Regions from separate parts of the Mus musculus genome. Here region 1 is linked to region 2. The links are chromatin loops, found by intact Hi-C in ENCODE. Cell type or tissue: gastrocnemius. All regions are shown on one strand. Each heading gives the region's core, and the rest is flanking DNA. Links, peaks and the distances in the headings are about the cores only. Region 1 holds the start of Upb1 (ureidopropionase, beta). Region 2 overlaps Adora2a (adenosine A2a receptor).

What was found. Hi-C counts contacts between places; a loop is a spot of excess contacts. Peaks named below come from ENCODE experiments on the same cell type or tissue, not always from the same donor. Only the 100,000 strongest peaks of a DNase experiment are listed, where the experiment ranks them.
Region 1: it touches region 2 in a loop (1.8-fold over the local background); 2 of 42 quality-filtered maps call a loop at or near these places.

The regions. Positions count from the first base shown.
Region 1 is chr10:75,400,828-75,412,902 of GRCm38, forward strand. Upb1 (ureidopropionase, beta) reads left to right here and starts at 6,084. Exons shown (of 10, transcript NM_133995.4): 1 at 6,084-6,332; 2 at 11,940-12,075. The coding sequence starts at 6,229. Gm40694 (a long non-coding RNA gene) reads left to right here. Exons shown (of 2, transcript XR_871831.1): 1 at 1-344; 2 at 1,055-1,424. In gastrocnemius, for the core only: no CTCF peak of the experiment used is centred there; a DNase peak (open chromatin) is centred at 6,149; H3K4me3 peaks cover 395 bases.
Region 2 is chr10:75,328,624-75,340,698 of GRCm38, forward strand. It overlaps Adora2a (adenosine A2a receptor), which reads left to right. Exons shown (of 3, transcript NM_009630.3): 3 at 4,404-6,169. The coding sequence ends at 5,313. Among named protein-coding and RNA genes, the nearest start is that of Adora2a, 18 kb to the left of the region's middle. In gastrocnemius, for the core only: no CTCF peak of the experiment used is centred there; a DNase peak (open chromatin) is centred at 4,799; H3K27ac peaks cover 1,466 bases.

The sequences.
Region 1 (12,075 bases), core at 1,864-9,863, 73 kb after region 2:
TCGACTCTGTGATTCTCTCTTCCACGTCTTGTACTCCTTGGTGAAGCTTACCTCTGAGGTTTTGTGAGACATCCTACATTTTTCCTTTCCAGTTTTATTTCAGGTTCCTCCCCTGCCCCCCACCTTTGGTGATTCTACTTGTTAAATTCCACTTTCATGTTATGAATTATCTTCATTATTTCACTCAACTGTATTTTCACAGACTTCCTCAGAGGATTTATTCCTCTCCTCCCTCAGGTCCTCAGACATATTCATAATTGTTATTTTGAAGTCCCCGTCTTATGCTTCAGCTACATTGCATTTCTTAGGGTCTTCTGCAGTAGGCTTACTGACATCTGGTGGAGGTGAGTATATTGACTTGGCGGGTCATGTTTGTGGGTTTGCCTTGGGAATCTAGGCATCTGTAGTTACAGCAGCTGAGATATTTCTTGGCATCACCGGGTCTCATCTTTGCTGGGTGAGTGTTCTACTCTTTGGTTGCTGTTGCTGTCTCTGGACCATAGGCAAGTGCAGTGGCCCTGGTGGCGAGTGCTTCTGTGGGTAGCTGGGTGGCATTAGAAATGGAGATAGTCAAGGGGTAATGCCTGAGAGGGTCTATGGGAAAGAGGTGGGGGAGACCCCAGGAAGTGGAGGTGTAGTGGGAGGAGAGACTTCTGAAAGCAATAGGAGAAAGAGTAAGTCTGAAGAGACATGGATACAAGGGTCAAAGGGACCCTGGGTCACATGGAGAGGTAAAGTCCCCAGGGAATGGGGTTGGAGAGGAGGGGCTTCTGGAAGCAAGAACTTGTTTTCTTGATGACGGTCATTCTGCCTGGGGTGAGATGAAATCTCAAAGCAGTTTTAATTCCCATTTTCCCGATCACCAAGGACGTAGAACACTTTTTCAATATGTACTACCCATTTGTATTCCTTATTTTGAAAACCATCCATTGGTTTTATTTGCCCATTTGTTGAATTGACGGTTTTGTTTGGCTGTTTAATCTCTGCACTTCTTATGTATGCTAGATAGCAGGTCTCTGTGTGGTGTATAATAAGAATTTTCTTCTGCTCGCAGGTTGTCTCCATCCTCCAATGGTTATATTCTTTGCTGTGCAGAAACTTTTCAGTCTCATCCGATTCCACTTTTCTCATCCGATTCCACGTGTCAATTCTGGGGATTGCTTCCTGAAGCAATGGAGGGAATTTTTTAGGTTTGGTTGTTTTGTTTTGTTTTTCAGTGAGTTTTCAGTTATACTTGTATCTTGAAGGTTTTATGTGTGTTTTCTTCTAGAACTTTCAAGATTTGGGGCATTTCAATAAAGCTTGGTACTTTGGGAATTGATGTTTGTGTAGGGTGAGAGGTAGAGAGTTTTCCCAGAACTATTTGAAGAAGCTGTCTACCACCAATGTATATTTCTGTCATCCTTATAAAAACTTTAAATATCTACAGCTGTGTGGATTTCTTTTAGTTCCACTTAGTTTTTGGTCACTGTGGCCCTGTAGTCTAATTTTAGGTCAGGTATTGATATCAACAGTAATGCTTTTTCTGCTTGGGATTGCTTTGTGCTTTTACATGATTTTTTCAACTGTCTTTTTTTTTTTCTAATTCTGTGGAAAATGACACTGGAATGTTTGTGCAACTGTATAGTGTATGTGTGCACGCGTGTGACACCTATGAAGATCCAGAGGCCAGAGAACGATGTCAGGTGTTCAACACTATTGTTCTCCACCCGACCTCCACACATATGATATGGCATGCATGTATGTACTCAAACATGCAAGCACACACAAATAAATAGGAACAAATAATAAGCATATTAATAATGATAAGCATATTAAGAAGATAAATTGTGTAGGTTGGTTCTCACCTTCCACAGGGTAGATGCTGGGGACAGAACCCCCAGTTGTCAGTTGCGTTCTCAGGCTTGGTGGCAAATGCCCTTACCCCTAAGCTGTCGAACCAGCTCTGTCATGAGAATTTTGATAGAAATGGTGATGAATATGTAAATTACTTTCAGTGACGTAGCCTTCTCAAAACATTAACTCTGCCAGTCCATACACAAGGGATACTTTTCTGTCTTTTAGCACCGTCTTTAATTTCTTTCTCCGATGCTTTGAAGGTTTCGATGAAGAAGTATTTCGCCTTCTTGGTTAAGTTTATTTGTAGGTATTTTCTTGTTTATATTTGGGGGGAGAGCTTTTTGGTTTTACTAGCATGTGGATGTTGAACAATGTTTAAGCAAGAAGTATATAAAGGGCATGAGTATTTAGTTGACCAAGAAACACAGCTACTTTTTGTGGCATGTATATTTGACTGCCCGGACCCTCAGATAAAAAAAAATTCCATGTGAGATAAGGCAGGTTCTATAGATTGAGTACATGTGACATCTTCCATAAAGAGGTTACAAGGCTGGACCACTACCGCTCCATCCAGCTTTAATCTCTCTTCCAATCAGATGTAACCCTTCAACAAGTAGGGTCAAGAGTATTTTCCATGCCTATTCAACCAGAGAAAGCCTCCTTTGACCTTTCTAAAGTTTTCCTTCCCTGTTTTAATTTATTGGAGGTTTCATTCATTATAGGAAGAATGTGTGATTAAGCCTCTCCCAGTTATAGCAATCTGGCCCCCTATGGGTGAGTCCTGTGGCATAATAGGAGGGTTCCCATGCCGCTAGAGCAGTGGTTCTCAACCTATGGGTCCTGACCCCTTGTGGGGGCCAAATGACCCTTTCACAAGGGTCACATATCAGATCTCCTGCCTATCAGATATTTACAGTGCGATTCCTAACAGTAGCAATGTTACAGTTATGAAGTAGCAACAGAAATAACCCTATGGCTGAGGATCACCACAGCATAACGAACTGTATTAAAGGGATCAGAGGCATCAGGAAGGTTGTCGTCTATGGGACTAGATGAAGTTTCTATGCTCTTTGGAACACAAAGATTTCTAACCATTCACTAACAAAGTAACACTCTTCGGGTGAGTAGGGAAATGGCAGGCAACTCCAAAATGAAGTATGAGGATCAGATGGAATCCCCGGGTGTCTAGTCATTGTCTATCAGTGCTCCAGACAGGTGTTTTTTGGGGGTTTTTTTTGTTTTTATTTTTGTTTTGTTTTTTTTCTTTTAGCTTTGCAGGTGAATCTGGAAGAAACCTCCCACCCTTTTTTTTTTTTTTTTTTTTAATTTTGGTTTTTCAAGACAGGGTTTCTCTGTGTAGCCCTGGCTGTCCCGGAACTCACTCTGTAGACCAGGCTGGACTCGAACTCAGAAATCCACCTGCCTCTGCCTCCCAAGTGCTGGAAAAAAAGGCATGTGCCACCACTGCCTGGCGAAACCCACTTTTTAACGATCAGGAATATACAGAAAAAGTAATGACGTTGAGGGACACTGAGTCGTCTTCTTTGGTGAGAGCGACCTTGTACTTTTGAGAGGATTGATTTTTTTTCAGCCTTTTCTTCTCCAACTTCAAAGTGTATTTTGCTTTATTAAGTAGTTGTCAAGAACAGATATGTATATTTGTTTCTTTGTAAGAAGTCACAGTCATCTGCAGAAAAGGAAGGCATTGGTTGTGACAGACCACGGGGTCCTTTCCGGAGACTGCTACTAAGATAAAGCAAGAATCTTGACATCACTGCTGAAGTTTCCCGGTGAGAAGGTGGGAGTTTAAGACAGACATGCCTCTCAAAGGCATTTGCTGCTCTTCGAGAGGATCGGAGTCTGGGTCCATATTCAGTAGCTCAGAAAGGCCTGTGACTCTAAATTCATGGGTTCTGATACCCTTTTCTAGACTCTGAGGGCACCTTCACACTTGTGATATTCATGAACACATAAGCACACATACACATACATTTTTTAAAAAATAAAAATGAATTTCCTTTTCAAAAAGAAAAGGTTTTAGTACAGATTTTAAGCCCCATGATGGGGCAGGCAGGCACTCACATGACCGATGTGCGCACACACACACACACACACACACACACTCACACACACACACACACACACTCACACACTCACACACACACACACTCTCTCTCTCACACACACACACACACACACACACACACACACACACACACACTGGACCAGGACACCCAAACATGGACGTTTTGTCTCAAGAAAGATTGTGCTTTCTGAGTGTGGTAGGGACCATCTTTAACCCCAACACGTGGAGAGGAAAGCAGGTTTGAGTTTGGGGCCATCCTGTTATACTCAGAAAGTTCCAGGCCAGTCGGGAATACATAGCGAGGCCCAATTTTTAAAAAGGAAAGGAAAAGGAAAGAAGGCTACAATTAGGTGTCTTTACAATAGCCACATATTCAATCGTCCTGGCTTCTAAAGTTACATTGTTTAAAAGGTAGATAGATGTCCATGTAAGGTTGGTTCTAGGAAAGCCGGGCAGTGGTGGCACACACCTTTAGTCCCAGGCACTTGGGAGGCAGAGGCAGGAGGATTTCTGAGTTCAAGGCCAGCCTGGTCTACACAGTGAGTTCCAGGACAGCCAGGGCTACACAGAGAAATGCTGTCCCAAAAAAACAAAAACAAAAACAAAAGGTTGGTTCTAGGACCCCTAGCAATCCCAAATCCTGGAAGCAAGAGTCCCTTCTTTAACATAGTGTTGTATTTGCAGATAAGCTATACCATCTACTTTAAACAGTCTCTAGATAATAATACCTAACTATGTCAAATGTGGCACAAGCTAAGGTCATCTGTGAGGAGGAAACCTCAGTTAAGAAAATGCCTCCGTAAGAAGGGGCTATAGGGAAGTCTATGGGACGGACATTTTCTTAATTAAAGGTTGATGGGGGAGGGCCAAGCCCACTGTAGGTGGGGCCACCGCTGGGCTGGTAGTCATGGGTTCTGTAAGAGACTGAGCAAGCCATAGGGAGCAAGCCAGTAAGCAGCACTCCTCCATGGCCTCTGCATCAGCTTCTGTCTGCAGGTTCCTGCCCTCATGGCTTTTGATGAAGAACTGTTATATAGAACCGGGGGCAAAATAAACCCTTTCCTCTCTGGGTTGCTTTTGGTCATGGTGCTTTACCACAGCAATAGTAACCCCAACTAAAGGTAAGCTTAATCCAGTGTAAGTGCTATATAAGCAACTGACACATTGTATTATTTAGGGACTAATGTGGGGAAGGAGAAAATCCTTACAAAACGGGCACAACTTGGAGGAAACTTTTTAATCAAGTTTGGTTGAATATGCAGCGGCGGGATCTACACTCAGAGTGCCAACTGTCTCTATGTCTTTGTCTCTACTGTCTTTTTGTTATGCTTTGTGAAGTCTCCCACACAAATCTCTCAGCTTCTAGAAAAGGAAGACACTAGAAGCTGTCAGAGAACATCAAAGCGGTGATATAAATATCTTCAGCCACACCTTCTAGCAAGGTGGCGATGCTCTACCACTGAACTAAACTGCGGCAAGTGGTCACCGCATTCCAATTCCACAGATAAAGCAGCAGATGACCCGAGTAGCAGGATAGCTCCCCAGGTCACAGGAGTAAATCAGGGTCTGGGAGTGCTTCCCTGCCACCCCAGCTCCCAAGTATATGGCCTCTGTAAGTTACAGGGAACAGCAAGAGGGTCTTTCTCCACTCTGCAGCTGGCAAAGCGCACATGTGGGCATGCATACCACAAACGGCAGAGATCCCAAAGCGGCATCAGAGTACAGAGAGTAACCTGCTCGGGATCCCATATTCTGCAGTACTGATTCCAGGGAAACCAAACTTGCTTCTGACTCATGTGATTTGTGGCTCAAAGGAAACCAAAGGCCTGGTATTATCATAGTGCCAGGACTCTGGACTGGCCCCTGAAATACTCAGATGCCAAAGTATTGCTTCTTGTGCCCATCAGCAGCCCCGTGTAGTAGTGGGCCGGCGTGGCTGGCTGCCCTGTTCTGCTGACCCAAACCTAGGTAAAGTTACTTCAGCCCATCAAAGATCTAAGGAAGAAGGAGGAAGAAGGAGGCGCCTGTGTTAGGGAAAGCCTCCAGGGGCGACCTGCACTGATCCAACCTGGTCACCAGAGAGAGCGCCAATAGAAAAGGTCTGCCAGGAATGTCCTGAGCATGTATTGGCTGCCCTCCATAGAGGCGTGAGGAGGGTGTTGCCAGCATGTGAACCCTCCTCACAGAGCACCAAATCCCGTGCCTCTGGAGACCTGCCAGGCTGCTGCCTCCTTCTCCCCATACTCCAGGCCGAGGGCAGGCCATTCGTGTGGGACATCAGTCCCTGCAACCAGCTTCTGGCCATGGCGGGACCGGAGTGGCAGTCCCTGGAGCAGTGCCTGGAAAAACATCTGCCGCCTGACGATTTGGCCCAGGTGAAGCGAATTCTCTACGGCAAGCAGACTAGGTCAGAAACCCAGATGCTGAGTTTGGGGCTTTTGGAGTCACCCATCTGTGGGCTGGAGGAGCAAGGGGAGGGTTTCTCGGATGCGACTGGCTCAGTGGGGGCAGTGATGAGGAACCCTGTAGTTCACTTGCAAAGGCCACATGTCGTGAGAGATGAGAATCTTTAGGGAGGTGACTCTTACAAACCATACTTTCATTGCCCCAGACTCCTTGCTTCCCCAGCCCCGCCCCCGCCATCGCCCACCTTGTGTGGAACAAAATAGGACCGAAAATGAATGTGTCTCTTAAAGCTATCTCCAGGGCCACTCCAACTTTCCTCCCCTCCCTAAGCTACTAGCTTTGCCTCAGACCGCAGCTACCTGGTGGGGGGGGGGGGGCTGTCCAATACCTGCAGTGAGGGTCTCGTGAACCATCCTTCCTAGCAGCTTGGAGATAGAGGAATACTGGACCAAACTAACTTTCCAGACAAGAGAATTGATAACTCAAGTTTTCCCACTCTGGGCAAGCTCACCAGATTTTTTTTTATTCCTTTTGTTTTTATTAGAGTTGGGCATCTGGTATAACAGGTATAACAGAGCTGGAGGAAAAAAATACCCCTCCCTCTTGGTCTTCAGTTTCAATCTATTTTTCTGGAGCAATCAGAAAGTTGTCTTCAAATGGACTGTTTCCTTGTCCTTTGCACAAACGCTATAATGGGTTTTCTAGGCTGTTAGAACAGAATGTGAACTCTGACCTTGCTAAACCTCTGTCCAACTCTTGCTTATATTGGCCTGCTCAGGCCTTGTCCAATGTAGCTTGTTTGCTCTCTGGACTGCATGCCGGTGACCCTGCATTAGAACCTTGATCAGCCAAAGATAATTGATGAAATCACTGGTTCCTGGCAACCTTAGGGTTCCTACAGGGAGGCCCGATCCACTAAATCTACCGCAGCAAGTGGGTGGTAGAAGAACTTCATTGGCATTTTGTTAGCTCCCCCACCCCCCACGCACACGCACACACACACACACACACACACACACACACACACACGAAACTGTCTCCATAATCTGTGAGAGGCTAGATGACCCTAAAATGCTCTCACTTTCCACCGTACTTACAAGATCAGCCAGCCATGAGGATGGGGGATGTAGCTCACTGGCCTGCTGGGCATGCCGGAGGCCTGGGTTTCCACAACCCCATGCAAAACCCCCCAAACAACAGCAGCAATACATTAGTTAGATGAGTAGTGTTAGAATCGAGGCTTCCAAAGAAGATCAAAACAAAAACAAAAAAACAAAGCAAGGAGCATCTTAGCCCAAATTCTAGGAATGCTAATTATTCTGTTTTAAGGGTAAAGTGAGCACGTTATCCTGAAAGATTTTGTTGGTGTCTGAGGTAAAATCAAGGGTTATTATGAAGAAAGAAATATTTCCCATAGAAATGACTGGTACACATTCGAGGTAGGACTGAGGCCAGGTCAGAGATTACCGAGTAAGAGGGTTTATATCAGCATTTGGAGAATCACAAAGCAGGGCAGAATTGTAATGGAGGGCACAATGCTAACTGGGGCTAACCTGTGCTAACCTGGGACTAACCTATGCTAACCTGGAACTGCCAGGTCCTAACCCTGGGCTTTGGCTTCCAATACCTGAACAAGTTCCTTTGCCCATTTCCCATTCTTCTCTTAGGTTCTGTTCCCTGATGAAATTTTCACGTTCTATCTCTTAAGGTGTGAACCTTCATGCATGCTTAGTTCTTACAACTGGGTGAGTTTTGGCTGTGAATAGAATTTCCACCTGAAGATAGGAAATTATTCTGTCTTTAAAATACTTAAAAACCCCTCCCACTTAAACTCCTGTTCATTCTTCAGAGGCCAACTTGTACATGGCTGGTTCCCCAAATCATCCTAGCCCTAGATTTCTGGCTGTGCCCAATATACACTGACAATGTTTATTAAATATTTGATAAGTGAGAAAGCTACATAAGTGTGCATTGCCTGCCTACACCAGACAGACGAGACCCCCAGAGAACAGAACCAAGAAACATTCATTAAATTCATTAACCCCTTAAACATTTATTGCTCACTTTCTTGTTTTTGTTTTTATTTTGTTTTGGTTTTGAGACAAGGTTTCTCTGTGCCCTGGCTATCCTGGAACTCATTCTGTAGACTAGATTGGCCTCGAACTCATAGAGATTACCTGCCTCTGCCTCCTGAGTGCTGGAATTAAAGGCTTGCATCACCCCCCAAACCCTCCACTCTCCCACACCACCCCCACATGCAGCCTGTTTACTTATTTTTTGCCTAGGACATTAGAGGGATTATTTGTAGCACATGATTCCTGCCCTTGTTGGTTTTTTTTTTTTTTTTTTACTGTTATTATCATTATCATTATTGTGGTGATACTAAGACCCAAACTCAGGAGGGTCTCCTGCATGTTAGGAACAGTTATATAATATATTGCAGTTATGTACCACAGTTATATATAATGTACTAGGCTGTCACGACAATCAGGATGTCACAAGGTGACAGGAACTTTTCAGGACCACCATAGTCATAGGGGACTGAAGTAACCTATGTAGTCCCTCACTGATAGAAAAGTCATTGTGTCCACATGCCTCTAGGTTGTTGAGTGAAACAGGCAGGATAAAGAGGAAATTCAGGAAGCAGTCATTACATTGGTAACTTTGTATCTCTTTGGAAGGATGCCTAAAACATCAGACCCCCTTTGAGGTTTGGAGCTAGTGTTTGAAAGAGACTTGCTTTTCATTTTCTTCTCCCCTGTGCTGTGATTTCTCACCCCACAAACCTGTTTCCTTTGTAACAGTGTTTCAGTTTAATCATTTAACGCACTCATGACAGAGATACCAGAGGAAGAGGGATGAGGGTTCCAGCTGAAGCATTGCTAAGGAAGCAGAAGCCTGGAGCCCTGAGGATAGGTCCGTCTCCATGCTAAGGAGAGGGATCCAGGACTGTGTGTTGGGCCAGGATGAGAAGCAACAAGCCTTCCTCCTGGAAGCTGGGGATTAGGAAAAGGTGCTGAGGCTCATCACAGCAAGAGCGCGAGGCAGAGGAGATGAAATCAAGTAAGGCAGTGGTTCTCAGTCTCTGGCTCTTGGGTCCTACATCAGGTCTCCTGAGATCAGCTACTTACATTACGGTTCATAGCAGCATTAAGAACAGTTATGCGGAAGTAATGAAATAATTTTTCGGTTGGGGGTCAGGACTACATGAGGAACTGTATGGAAAGGTGGCCGAGTTAGGAAGGTTGAGAGCCACCAAACGAGAGGGACAGGTAGCTGAATGCATCGTGAGACACCTGAGTAAAATTTCTAAGGCTCATTTTCTGGGTTCTATTCCTTCCTGGACTATTATTCCATTAAGTGCCCATCATTTTCTTTTTGCCTTGTTTTTAAATTTGTTTTGTTCTGTTTTGTTTTGTTTGTTTGTTTTGTTTTGTTTTGTTTTAGCTTTGATATCAGCAAGTGGGTTGCTCTTCAGGAAAATGTATTTACTTATGGCTCTGAGGATTCAGAGACATTGGTAGATTTAGAGTCTGGTGAGGTCCCCTTTCTGGACTTATAAATGATGACTTCTTGTGGATGTGCAGTCAAGAGGCGAGCCACGTTATCTGGAATTTTAATAGGAGTGCTAGTGCCATTTGTAGGGGAGTCTGTACTCACAGCAATCACACTCTAGGCCCTCTGAGAGGTTAGGATTTCAGTCTTACAAATGATGTTGGAGGGGGTTGTGGGGGGAGCACATATTTATCTGCAGTATCCCAGGCTCCTCTAAACCAAAGCCTTGCCTGGAGGGAGTGTAGAGTTGGAACTCGTGAATTCGGGCGGCATTGGGAATGATGATTTACAACATGGAATAACAGGATGGCAGAGAGATCTTACGGGTGATAACCATAAAAAGAGATGCAGGAAAATAGATCAGGAAGATGCAAAACCACGAAGCCAAAAATCCTGGAGGATGGAGCAGCCTGGTTAACTCCCCTCGGGCCCAAGGGAATGAGTGTCTGCAGAGAGCTGGGAATTCTCAAGTGCACAGTCTCACTGCAGGCTGAGGTGAGGGCAGCACTGGACTCAGAATTCAGGAAGAAAGGGGAGATTAAAACAATGGGTGGTCCTGACTGACAGCAGACAGCTATGGAGTGTGATAGAGATGCCCACCAGCCAGCCAGGCTTGCTGCGCCTGCCGTCCTCCTGGACTGAGCCCACAGGATGCTCTGGAAGGGCAGCCTGGCTCCCGAGCCCATAGCTTTTTAGGAACTGGACACACAAAGCCTTTCTCGTTTTTTCTTCCTCCCTGTGTTTCGGTCCAGGGGTCCTAAGTGTGTAGCTCCCGGGGAGATGTGGGACTGTTCTCACCCAGAAAGAGGAACTAGAACCACAAGAGCCTAACCCCCCACGGTGGGAAGACACTCTGTGGCATCACCGGGAGGGGAGGCCAGGTGTGGGCAACTGCAGCTATTTCTAATCCACCAGAGGAAAGAGAGCTTTGACTGCTTGAAAAGCAGGCTGATTGTCAGGGGCGGAACCCAGCTCAGAGCTGTCAGGGAAGCTCCTGGCAGGGGGTGGAGACAGGGGGCTTGGACTGACAGGCCTGTGATTTTGAAAGAAATGTCTTTAAGAGAGTGACTTAAAGTAGGAGAGAAATATTATTATTAGGTAATGCCTGTCAGGTTATATTTTTTTTTGATGTGTTCTTGGTATTTCATAATCATTTTGCCTTTAGATGGTAAGCCCTTCCTGGTCCTGGGCCATGAACTATGCCCCTCGGGTCTCACCCCAGCCTTGGACATGCAATGGGCACCAGGAGGTATTTGCCGCCTGACCCTTGGTCTCTGTAGTAGAAAGTAAATAATCCTCTAGCAGTTAGTGATGAACCACAAATACGGGCAAACATTTACACTTGCACCCTTTCAAACCCACCCAGCACCCACCCAGCACCCACCCAACACCCACCCAGCACCCACCCAGCACCCACCCAGCGCCCACCCAACGCCGGTCATGAAACTATACAAGAACAAAGCTCTGGGCAGACTACCTGAAACTCAGCTTCCTGAGGGGTGAATGTATACAGAGCCTCACTTTTTCTAACAGTTCCTGGGCTCCATCCAGCCTGTCTCCTGAGCCCCACCTAGCCCTTCTCTGGTAGTACAGCTGGCCCAAACCCTAGGACCCACACAGCCCTCTGATCCTGGATCAAAAACATTTTTAGAGCCAATTCCTTCCTGTCTGTGCTGGCCATTGGAACTTCAGTCTTTGCCCTGATCCTCTGTAACTCCAAGCCCCGGCCTGTTGATCTGGAATACTGCCTCCCTCTGTCTTAGTCAGACCTCCTCCATGCTAGAGTCTCCCCGCTTATTATCAGTGAAATGTCCGTTCACGTGCCAACCTTAGGGCTCCGCAGGACTCTGAGCCCTGTACTGGAAGCTTTCCAAACGAGACACCCTACAACTCTTTTTAATCTGATAAACAACTACAAAGAAGTAGGGGTATGTTTCTTTTCAGTATAGGGTCTGACCCAGGGCTCCACACGTGATCTGATCCCCCAGTGGCGCGGGCGTTCGGTATAATCAGACTCTTTGAAACGTCTTTCTCTTCTCTGCTGCCTTTTCAGGAATCTCGATCTGCCCAGAGAAGCTTTAAAAGCTGCCTCAGAAAGGAACTTTGAACTGAAGGGATATGCCTTCGGGGCAGCCAAGGAGCAGCAGAGATGCCCCCAGATCGTGCGCGTGGGGCTCGTTCAGAACAGA
Region 2 (12,075 bases), core at 1,494-9,493:
TGAAGTTTCAGGCTGATGGGGAGATGGAGAACACCAGGGGACCAGGCATGAGGGGGACCTGGAGGGGCTTTCTAGCCTGGACTCACTTTTCTCCCTTCACAGCTAGGGAGTCAGTCTAAGGTCCTATTGACAAGGTCACAGGCTGAGTCTTTGACGAAGGCGTAGTCCCAGGCTGGCACTGTGTACCGGGAATTCTTTCACTGTTGTTGTAAAGAATTTTCAGCTTCAGGATAATCTGTCCCCTCCTTCCCGAGCGTAGGCACCCTATTAAGTTAAGGCAGAACCCCGTGAATAGTAAAGAAAACCAGGTCAAAGGCAAAGGTGCCACCCTATGTCTCAAGGGATGAAAAGCCTGGGGTAAGAGACCAGGCTTCCTTTCCTGGGGAGTCCTTCACACCGTCACCTCTAAGTCTCACACTGGCCTGTGGTGCTCCCATTTGTAAGTAACAGGCCAAAGTATGCAAAGGCAATGGGTTGGTACAAGACCTAAAGTCCTATAAAATACATTTTTTTTTCCGAGTCCCCAAAGGACAGGAGGGTCAGGCATATGCACGCTTATGTAGCATGCTGGAGGTCTTGGGCTATATCCCCAGTACCACAAAATGTAAAGAAAGTAAAACAAAAAAGCTTTCCAAGTTAGCCATAAGCCCCTACTGGACTACAGACATGGCTAACCTATGTGAAGCCCTGGACTGCATTCTTCCCTCCACAGTGATGCTGGTGAGGATGCAGTGTGCCCTGGAAGGAGTTTCGCCTTATGGGTGTTGCAGGATCTGAATGGTCGTGAGAGTGTAAAGGGGCTGGGGGTGGGGGACAGGTCTCAGGCGAGTCCCTGGTAAATGTCCCAAAGAAGGAGTGAGTGAGCTTGTGAGTGTGACCTCTCCTCTGGGCCAAAGAGAGGTAGCCTGGCTCCTGAGTGCCAGGTATGGTGTGAGGTTGAATTAAGTTGGTCTCTGCCTATGGAACAGGGTTGAATTTCTCCTTTGGGATTAAAGATGCTCTTCGGTTCTTAGGTCATTGTCTCTGTAAGATGGCTTAGAAAGTCCTGCCTTCTCCTCCGTGTTACAAATAGACATGAAAACTCCACCTGGAGTTGTGGGTTTGTTCTAGAGCCATAGGGTGAGGCCCCAGTAGGGTTAATCAGGGAAAGGCAGTCTCCTCAGGCTGGGGGATATAGGGATGTAGAGGCCACTTGAAAACAGGCACTGCTGGAGACTCTGTCAGCCACATCCTGTATCTCTGAGGCTCCCTGGAATGGTCCTATGCCATGCCAGGCAGCCTGAGTATCCTTCTAGCTACACTGAGTGTATTTATTCAGAAGGCCAGGATGAGACTGAGTTAGTCAGAAATACAAGCCAGCCTGTGCCCTGGAGATACCTCTAGTTTGTTTGTGATTCCATTTGAGCCCCGATGCTGTCCTAGACCTCAGGCTCCTGTTCCATGACCTTGATTTCCTGATTTTCCTGCCTCTGTTTCCAAATGCTGGAAATAATGAGCATGTGGTCCTATTTGGTGTGTGTGTGTGTGTGTGTGTGTGTGTGTGTGTGTGTGTGTGTGTGAGAGAGAGAGAGAGAGAGAGAGAGAGAGAGAGAGAGAGAAAGAGAGAGCTCACACAAATGCGCTTACATAATACTTGCATGTGCTCAAACATTGTCTTCAAGCCCCTCAGTACTTTGCCAACACAGGAAAGTACATCTAACATATTGGGTTCTGTCCCCATAAGGGACTTTCTTTCCAGAGTGCCGTGGAGGACTTCCCCTTGTGGGTTCTCTATCTGTAAAAGTAAATTGGACAAACCTGGGATTTCCATGGTGTAGTCTCAGAAGCTGTCAGACCTGGGCTGTTGTCTCCAATAACAACTTATTAACTCAAACTTACTTAGTTGGAACCTTTCTCCAAGATTACCATCTTCCTAACTACCAGGAACAGAAAGCCTGTTCCAAAAACAGTTTGAAAGTTACCAAGATGGGAGACCCTACATCATCCCCAGAGGTTCATCAATATCCCAAGAAGTTCATTTCTCTGACCAGCAACTGAATAGCTCTGATCTACCCTGAGCCACAGGGTGACTCCCTGGGGTTTCCAGCCACTAAATTCAGTATCGCTCCCTTAGAATTCTTAGTTTCATTTCATAAATAAGGAAATTGAGGCCCGGAGAGGTGAAGTGACGTAGGATTCCTTGTTTACAGGAATGTACCAGAACTAGGACCCAGGAAGGGTACGCTTGTCCCAGAAAAGATGTGACCACAAACGTAGCTTCCCCTCCCATGAGGATCATGTAAAAGCACTATTGAGGGGTGCCTGGCTCAAAGTAAGTATGTAAGTATTAGATGGCGTGGGGACCCCAGGACTTCACTTTTGAGCTTCTGGGCAAGCAGACATGCAGGGCTTGCTTTCTGGTGCTTGGTAGATATAGGAAATCTGAGATCCTCCTGCAGAGACACTGTTGCAGGTGACCAAGGCCCTGCCCTGTGGGACCCACGAAGCTCCTGAGAATATGTGTGACATTAACTGTTGAGATTCTGAACTGACCAGTCTGGAGTTGTAGCTCAGTGGCAATAAGCTTGCCTGTCATATATAAGGCCCTGGATTTGATCTCAAGACCCATCAGGAAGAGACTGTGACAGATCTTGACAAATTCACTTGGGCTTGAGTTGCCTCTGGGTCTTGGAATATTCACAGCAAGTCCCTGCCTCCCCTTGGGTCTCAGTTTCAGTTTCTCCAACTCTAAAACAGAGGGACAGATTAGATAAATGGTTAGAAAGTACAAGTGGTTTGTTTGTTTGTTTTAACCTCTTTATTTCTTTCTTAATTGACAACATTTAACATGGAAGTTTTTTTTTCCCAGACAAACAAACAAAACCCTCCAGCCCCCTTTGAGCCCTATTCACACTGGGTATTCTTTTCTTTTTATCTTTCTTTTTCTTTTTTTCATTTTTTTTTTTTTTTTGGTTTTTTGAGACAGGGTTTCTCTGTGTAGCCCTGGCTGTCCTAGAACTCACTTTGTAGACCAGACTGGTCTCAAACTCAGAAATCCGCCTGCCTCTGCCTCCCTAGTGCTGGGGTTAAAGGCATGCGCCACCACACGCAGCTTCTTTCTCTCTCTCTTCCTTCCTTCCTGTCTGTCTGTCTTTCCATCCTTATTCTTTCCATCCTTCTTTCTTTTATGATGAAGCGTCTACGTAGAGCCTCATGAATGCGAGGGAAGTTATTTAACGCCGGGCATACACGGTACATTGAGGCAAAGACAGGATAAACACATTCCAGCCTTCCTCTCACATGTGCTAACAGTGGGTACCTGAGGCTGCCACCCATAGGTCATAGCCTCTCTGTTGCTGCTTTGAGTCTGGAACCAAAAAGTATATGTTTACCTTGATACCTATCATATGCCCTTGTCACCCAGCTGACAACATAGAGGTAAGTGCAGGGGACTCCTACTCCATGTGGGCTCCTAGCCTTGGAGGGGGCAAGCAACTCCTCCAAGATGTGTAGCCTGAACTTGAAGATCAAAGGCTGCTTCTACTGGGAAGGTAGTCTCATGTTGCCAGAATCGAAACCATTAAACATAAGCTCATCCCTCTGATGTGACCAAAGCTCCCTTTTTAAGTCAAGAAGACTTAAACAAAACAAAACATTCTTTTACCAAAGTGATGATGGATTTCCAGTGGGAGCTACTTTCTAGCTGACAAATCAAGGCCCCCTCCCCATAACCGGGAATTGGCAATCAGCACAAGACCATTTCCATCTGGCCCTCAGGCAGATTACTCCCTTCTTTCCCACCTCATTCAGTACCTCTTGATTATTAAGATTGCCAGGAAAATGTCAATACATAATTGTCTCACTTCTGCCCAGAGGATTGTGGGTAGGTTCTGAGGGGATGTGATATTTCATTAGATTTGGGACTTCACTCCTCCTCCATACGCTGGGCAGCCTCTTCTGGAGGACCATAGAAAAAAAGGCATGGAGTGTAAGTGGCTCAGGCCATCTACAGGTCTTATCTGGCTGGTTCCATTCGCAGAACTCTGGATTTGCCCTGCTCTAAGGGAAAGCATGCTCTAATAGGATGAACTAACCATCATGGAGACCATGTCCCCCCTAAGGCCATCTATTTGTCTTGAACCAAACTCAACTTGAGTCTCAAGACTATACCTGAGACTAATAACCCCTGAATATTTGTGTGATGGGTTTGCATGTTCTGGATGTCTGCTTCCTGTTACCTCCCTGCAGCCACGAGACAGACAGAGCTCAGTACCTCACTTAGAAGACTCTGCTACTGAGGCTAGAGGGAGGAAGTAGCCAAGACCCTAAAGCCAGCACACAGGGACCATCTGGGCTACTGTGGGCTTCTTGGACCTCCTAGACCCTGGTTCATCGGGTCTCTAATACCAGTCCTTTCTCCCCAGGTACAATGGCTTGGTGACGGGTATGAGGGCGAAGGGCATCATTGCGATTTGCTGGGTGCTGTCATTCGCCATCGGCCTGACCCCCATGCTGGGCTGGAACAACTGCAGTCAGAAAGATGAGAACTCCACAAAGACCTGCGGCGAGGGCCGGGTGACCTGTCTGTTTGAGGACGTGGTACCCATGAATTACATGGTTTACTACAACTTCTTCGCTTTTGTGTTGCTCCCCCTCCTGCTCATGCTGGCCATCTACCTAAGGATTTTTTTGGCAGCCCGGAGACAGCTGAAGCAGATGGAGAGCCAACCCCTACCAGGGGAGCGGACTCGCTCCACACTGCAGAAGGAAGTCCACGCCGCCAAGTCCCTGGCCATCATCGTGGGGCTCTTTGCCCTCTGCTGGTTGCCCCTGCACATCATCAACTGCTTCACCTTCTTCTGCTCCACGTGCCAGCACGCCCCTCCTTGGCTCATGTACCTGGCCATCATCCTCTCCCACAGCAATTCCGTTGTCAACCCCTTCATCTACGCCTACAGGATCCGGGAGTTCCGCCAGACCTTCCGGAAGATCATCCGAACCCACGTCCTGAGGCGGCAGGAACCCTTCAGGGCAGGGGGTTCCAGTGCCTGGGCCTTGGCGGCTCACAGCACTGAGGGCGAGCAGGTCAGCCTCCGCCTCAATGGCCACCCCCTGGGAGTATGGGCCAATGGGAGTGCTCCCCACTCTGGACGGCGGCCCAATGGCTACACCCTGGGGCCGGGAGGTGGAGGGAGCACCCAAGGGTCTCCTGGGGATGTAGAGCTTCTTACCCAGGAGCACCAGGAAGGGCAAGAGCACCCTGGCCTAGGGGATCATCTGGCCCAGGGTAGGGTAGGAACAGCCTCATGGTCTTCAGAGTTTGCCCCTTCCTGAGGGAAAGACATTTTAATATTTTTGGGTTGGCTGGACCAATCTCATTAAGAGAAGAGAAGAAACGCCCACGCCAGGAAACCCACTGGGTGCCCGGCTCCCACTCTGCGGGAGCATCAAGCTGGAGCAGCATGAAGCCCAGTAAGAAAGGCCTGGGGCGGAGGAGGCGATGCTTCGGTCTATAGGGCCCCGAGTTAGGTCAGGGCTACAGCAGCATCTTCGAAGGCAGGGCCCAGTTCCCCTGCTCCAGAAGCGTCCACAAGAGCTGCCTTGCCTTGTAGAGCAGCTGTGGCTTAGAGGCCTGGCCTGATGCTGGGGTATGGCTGCCTCAGGCCTCCTGCTAATACACTACTCTCCCCAGACCGCCGAGGCCTCAGGGAGCTGCTGACCTAGAAGTGGCACTTGGCTATTTTTTTTTTCCAAGAAGATAACAATGTGAGGAAACCCTTTCTATTTTATTGACTTCCCCTCCCTGGCTGCTGGGTCTGTGGTCGATCCTGCTGTGACTCTCCCCTCCACACCCCACCCACCAAGGAATTGCAGACGGTCCTCTCGGGTTAGCCCAAGCTGCCATGCACTCAGTCACAGGGCTATCTCCCGCTAATAAAGCTGGGCTGGAAGACAGAAACTATGAAAGGCAGGGTGCCAGAGTGTGGGCTCACGTCTCAGGATTGAGTTTAGAGACATCAAGTCATGGACCCGAGCTGGATAGTTCAGAGCTGCCCTGTGGGGAGGCCCTGCCTACTGCCTTTCCTTCGGGGGTGGGGTGGGGTGGGGGTGGGGCTTGTTTGTTTGTTTGTGTTTTATTTTCCCCCTGAGATAAAATAAAATGAGCCACACTGTGTTTTAAATTTGCCTGCTAAGATTGACGTGTGAGTTCTTTCCACCATTCTCTTGCTAGGTCTGATGGTCACATAATGAGTTCAGGCTGATTGTATGTATTTGTACAGACAGGCGAGTCTGATCTGCAGATTGACAGTCCCGGGGGCTTTCCAAAGACTCCTATTCTGGCCTCACCAGAATCCAGATGCCTATGTGTTGGGCCGAGTGGTTTGGCATGGGGTGGCACACTTACATTTCCCGTGGGACCTCGTCATTCCTCACAGGCGTCACAGAAGGTGGGGGATCAAATTAATTAAGATCACACCTCCAGGGTTTATGATCCATCCCCTCCTGTCCTAAGAACAGAAAGTGAGAGGACCTAGCGCCCCCTTCCCTTGTTTCCTTTCACATGTGCTACAAGGAAGACCTGTCTGTAAGTCCTTCCACAGCTGTGTCCTCAGTCCTTCCTCCTGCTCCACTCCTTAGCCAAGAGGCGACAAAGGTCCCGGAAACAGATCTGGGCTGAGGCCAAGCTGCCTTCCCTTCCTTCCACCAAAGAAACCTATGAGATGCCGTCCCTTGCTCCAGTCTTGGTTTCTGGGCCTCCATCGAGGAGACACTGCTATCTCACTGTGATGGATAGAGGTGACAGCTTGGGATGGGCAAGGAGCCATGGCGGGCTCTGACAGGGCCTCAGAGGGCAGTGCAGTATTTCTTGGGCTGTGATTCAGGAAAGGGGCGTTAGAACTTAGGAGCCTTGCTTTACATGTAATTAGCAATCTCACTGAGGCTAAGTTCTTGCCCTGGGTTACACAGCTAAGCAAGTGGAAAGAGATGAATCTAAAATTCCAGGCCTTCACGCTTTTTAAAATCAATCGACCATGAACTCTCTCGATCAAGCCAAATTGTGTGAAATAATGTTTGTACCTTCAACTTAATCAAACTCAAGTTATTTCAAGTGGCGCAGGCCTTTAATCCCAGCACTCAGGAAGCTGAGGCAGGCAGATCTCTGAGTTTGAGGTCAGCCTGGTCTACAGAGTGAGTTCCAGGACAGCCAGGGCTACATAGAGAAACCCTGTCTTGAAGAAAGAAGGGAAGGAGGGAGGGAGGGAGGGAGGGAGGGAGGGAGGAAGGGAGGGAGGAAGGAAGGAAGGAAGGAAGGAAGGAAGGAAGGAAGGAAGGAAGGAAGGAAGGAAGGAAGGAAGGAAGGAAAAATAGATTACTTGGTCTATTTGACACTTCCATTACACTCTTTAAGCATTCCTGTTACACAGAGGCAGATACATATGCAAGTTGCTGTAGTCCTCTTTGACCGCGCCATCACTCAGAGGTCCTTTTAGCTGACTTCAGAGAAAAGCCGTCTAGGACCCTTCTCCGCAGCAGCTCGGAGCCCTGCACGAACAGCCCCTGGCGGTTCTCCAGCAGTGTTAGTAACCTAAGCATCGCATGGACAGTGGGGCCAAGAAGGGCCGCTATGAACTCAGAGTGTCCCCTGGTCCTCATGGGCTCCTCCCTCCTTAGGACTGTGCTGGCTGAAGACAGAACAGTGACCCAGGCTGTGTGTGAGGTGGCAGAGAAGCAGGGACACTGGTGGTGGTCACTTGGTTCCCCAGGTGGTAGGAGAAGACCAGGAAGATGCACAAGGGTGGCAGAAAAGGAAGAAGTCTCGCTAGCCTAGCTTTTTCTGGGAACTGAGCTATGGGGTTGAGCTGCACAGGGTAGGCTCTGGGATTAGGAGAGCAGAAGAAGGGGCTTAGGAGGGACTTTCAGGGGACAGCTATGGTACTAATGACAGAGCAGAGAGAAAAAGCCGAGTGGGTGTGGCCAGCAGGATAAACTTGATTAGGAAATATAAACCAAGTGCCTTCTGTATCAAATAAGAACGACAGAGACTTACCCATCCTCTGGACAGCCAGCCTGGGAGCCTCCATGGTGACATCAATGGCTTTGCTGGGGGCAGAGGTCATCTGTCTCTGGCTGCCAGCAACACAGGAAAGTATAGGTCCTCGGCTGCCAGCCAGGACAGGTCTGAGAGATTGTCCCGTGGAGGAGGAACTTGAACCAGCTACTTTAATGAGGCAGAGTCGAGCAGTTAACCCAGTGTTATGGCAAGCTCTGGTAGGGGCAAGGCATTAAATGATTCTTTGCCCAGTGTAGTGAGGTCCAGGAGGAGACCATTGCTGCCTATCTGCTTTGGAGAGAGCCTCAAGTGCTGCCACCAGGGGCTGGAATTTTTGTCTATCAGGAGAAGCCTTTTTCATTAAACACATTAAATACCGCCTCCAGATCTCCCCGAGGGTTTGAGGACCAGGGACTAATCTATTACGGATACCTGATTTGAAACAGACTAATTGATTTTAGGTACTGCTTCAAGCTTAACCCTGACAACATACTCAGAAGGCTAAAGCTTATTGTCCCTGTAAATCACCGGTCCTCAACATTCCTAATGCCGAGACCCTTTAATGCAGCTCCTCAGGTTGTGGTGACCGCCCCCACCCCCTAACCATAAAATTAATTTTGTTGCTGCATCATAACTGTAATTCTGCTACTGTCAGGAATCGGAATGTAAGTGTTTCTGGAGATAGAGGGTTGACGAATGTGTTGTGAGCTGCAGGTTGAAAATGCTGCTGTGGATGAATTACTTTTGCCTCAAGCATGACTAAGAACACGACACGAGCATAGTTCTGAGCGCGGGAAGGAATTCAATCATTTACCAGGTGCCTGACCATTAACTCGCATGTCCCAGGAATGATCTTTAACACTTCACAACAAGCTAGTAGCTTTGATAGGGTTAGGATCTTGCCGTGTTGTCCCTGTTGAGTTTGAGCCTGAAAAACCTGAGCGAAGATCCTTGAGCATCATTAAAATGAAATTTTAAACCCTGCATGCAGTCTGTGGAGAGATTGGGAACCTTCTTTCCCCGATCCTTTCATAATGCGCCCTTACAGAAGATCAGTCTCTTGTATGACTCAGTTTACCCAAATAGATAAAGCTTAGCAAATTTGCAAAGACAAAGAGGCTAGACAGACTTCTTCAAGTCAGTTTTTGCCTCGAGCGGACCTTAGGAATCTATAAACCTTGATCATGAGACATGCTGTTCCTAAGTCCTATTTTTCATGAACAAGAATTAAACCCAAGATATATATATAAAAAATGTTGTAGCAAATTAAGATTACCTATGTATAGATTTTTTAACTATCAGTTCTTTCTGTTACAAGTTTTAAGTTAACTTTTTTGTTACAGATTTTACAGATTTTCTTTTTCAGAACCGCACTCAATGAATTTATAGATCCTGAGAAAGAGAAAATTTTACCAATGGTCTTAAGAGATTTAAAAAAACGAAACAAACAAACAAAAAACCCAAAATAAACAAAAGAAAAACAAACAGAAAGTGAAGAAGGCTTTGAGATAAGAGACTTTTGAGACTGGAGAGTAGAGCGAGTTTAGAGACAAAGGATTTTAAGCCAGGTGGTGGTGATGGCGCACACCTTTAATCCCAGCACTCAGGAGGCCGAGGGCAGGCAGATCTCTGATTTGAGGCCAGCCTGGTCTATAGATTGAGTTTCAGTTCAGCCAGGGCTACACAGAGAAACCCCTGTCTCAAAAATAAATAAATAAATGAATAAACAAACAAACAAACAAATAAATAAAGTATGAATAAAAAGGTTGAGGGAATCCTTTGCTGGTGTGGCAGCAGAAGCTGTTACAATTGAATGCACAGGCAAGTGGCCACCTCAGCAGGAGTGCATGCCCACGGCAAAGAGGTAATGAAGGACAGAGCCTGTAACATGCAGGTTCTGTCCAAGGGCCTCTCTGCCCTTGAAAACATTTTTTTTTGAGACAGGGTCTCACTATGTAGTTCTGGATGCTGGAATTACAGGGACCCACCTGTCTCTGTTTCCTGAGTGCTAGAATTAAAGGCTGTACCACCAAGCCCAGCTCCAAAGGGCCTGTTCCGAGCATGTGTCCATTCGGTTTCTGGCTGTCTCCATGGCAAGAATGTCAGGGCCACAGGAAGGCCCAAGAGAAAAGATCTGTCTTGAATTGGATATCAGCTCCCTGAGAGATGGGCTTCTAGGGCCCCTGCTTGTTCTTCTCCTTGGCTGATCAGTTAAACCTTGCCTTCATCGCCAGCTCCGTTAGCCTGAGGCTCCTGACCTCCCTATGGGAGGCATCATGAAAGGGGACCTGTGGAGCTTGAGGAGTTGAGGGGAGCCACAGGTCTGTGTGCTGACCATGGAGTTGCAAACCACAGGACACAGAGGAAGGGCCTCTTGGGGAGGAGAAATAGCCCACTGATGCCTCCTGAATTAGTTCTTCAGAAAGAGGAAGTTGACCTTCTTTTAAACTCTGATGGGAAGCCAGGCATAGTAGTGCGGACATTTAATCCCAGCACTTGGGAGGCAGAGGCAGACGACTCTCTGTGAGTTCAACGCCTGGTCTACATAGATAGTTCCAGGACAGCCAGGGCAATGTAGAGACCCCACCCCCCACCCCCCTTCTCAAGCAAAGCAGAACAAAACCAACATTAACAACGACAACAAAGAATAAAATAAAAAATTAACCGTGATGGGAACATTGGACCCCTGGAAGGTCCACAGAAGCGAAATGTCCAGGAAGATGATGGTGCTATGAAGCCTATACCTGACTCCTGGGCCGTAGGAAAAGAAGGTCAAGACCGCCCAGGAAGAGAATCCCTTCTCTCCTGACCTACACCTCTGTCTTCTGGTTAACTCACCAACATCTATGGCGTAGGGTATGAAGAGGCTCTCCCACTGAGATCTCAGCTGCATAAGGCTGTTACCCTCTGCTGATGGGAAGTGTCTTTAGAGGGGGTATTGCTGAGGAGTCCCAGATGTTCCAAGAAGCAAAGTGACACCATGCCTCGCCCTATGTTGCTCTTCCTGCTGTCCATGCCAGCATCTCCTGCATCCCCAGGCATCCCTCCCCGTGGCTGTATTAGCAGTAACTGTCAGTGCTTAGGGACAGCGCCTCAGACCTCAAAACCAGGTACGATGTCCCCTAAAGAGGAGCTACAGAGAATATGTAGCCCTGGTATGGGGGTGCCTTTCTGGACCTCTGGCTTTTGTCTTTTCTTTAAAAGGAAGTCTCACTTATTTATGTGGGTAAATGTTCTGCCTGCCTGCATGCCTGTGTACCACATACATGTGTGCCTGGTACCTGTGAGGGTGAGGTGCTGGAGTTACAGATGGTTGTGAGCTACACTGTGTGGGTGCTGGAAACCAAACCTGGATCCTCTGTAAGAGCACTAAGCCACGCCATCTCCCCGGCCCGTCTGTTTTTTTTCTTTCTCAGGGATAAAGTATAGCTCAGCCTCCTCTCCCTCCCAGGCGTGGAGTATGAATAAAGACAGACAGTGGTCTCTCTACTAGAGGAGAAATCGTCACAAAGAACCACCTTTACTACTGTATCTAAGGAGTAATTTTAGGAGGGGAGAGGGATTCTGTGTATTTAGCCATCTGGACGGGCACCTAGCTACCAGCAAAGCCCTAGAGAGGCCAGCTTAGGACCTGGGTCATATCTCCTCTGTAGGGCACCTCAGGGTTCACACAGAATACACCCAAACACCAAATTCTCAGCGTAAAAGAAATTTACTACTCCAGAGGGACAAGCAAGGGGCACACTGGATGGGAGAAAGGCAGCAGTAGGTAAGTCCGCAGGGATGGTTTTTAAGGAGAAAAAGAAGTTTGTGCTAGGGTGAGTTAGTAAGTCCTGATTGGACAAATTAGCCAGTGTAGCCAAATAATGTATTTTAACTTCTGGACCTCAGTGTTTTAGTGTCAGGAATGAGTCAGCAGCCAAATAAGGGAGCAGACTTTGGGGGCTAGCTTTAGGACTATCATCTAATGGTTTAGCTGGGGAGAGGCAAGGGGGACCAGCACTGTGGTTGCCATACTCGAGTCTGCCAGAGAGCCTTTGACC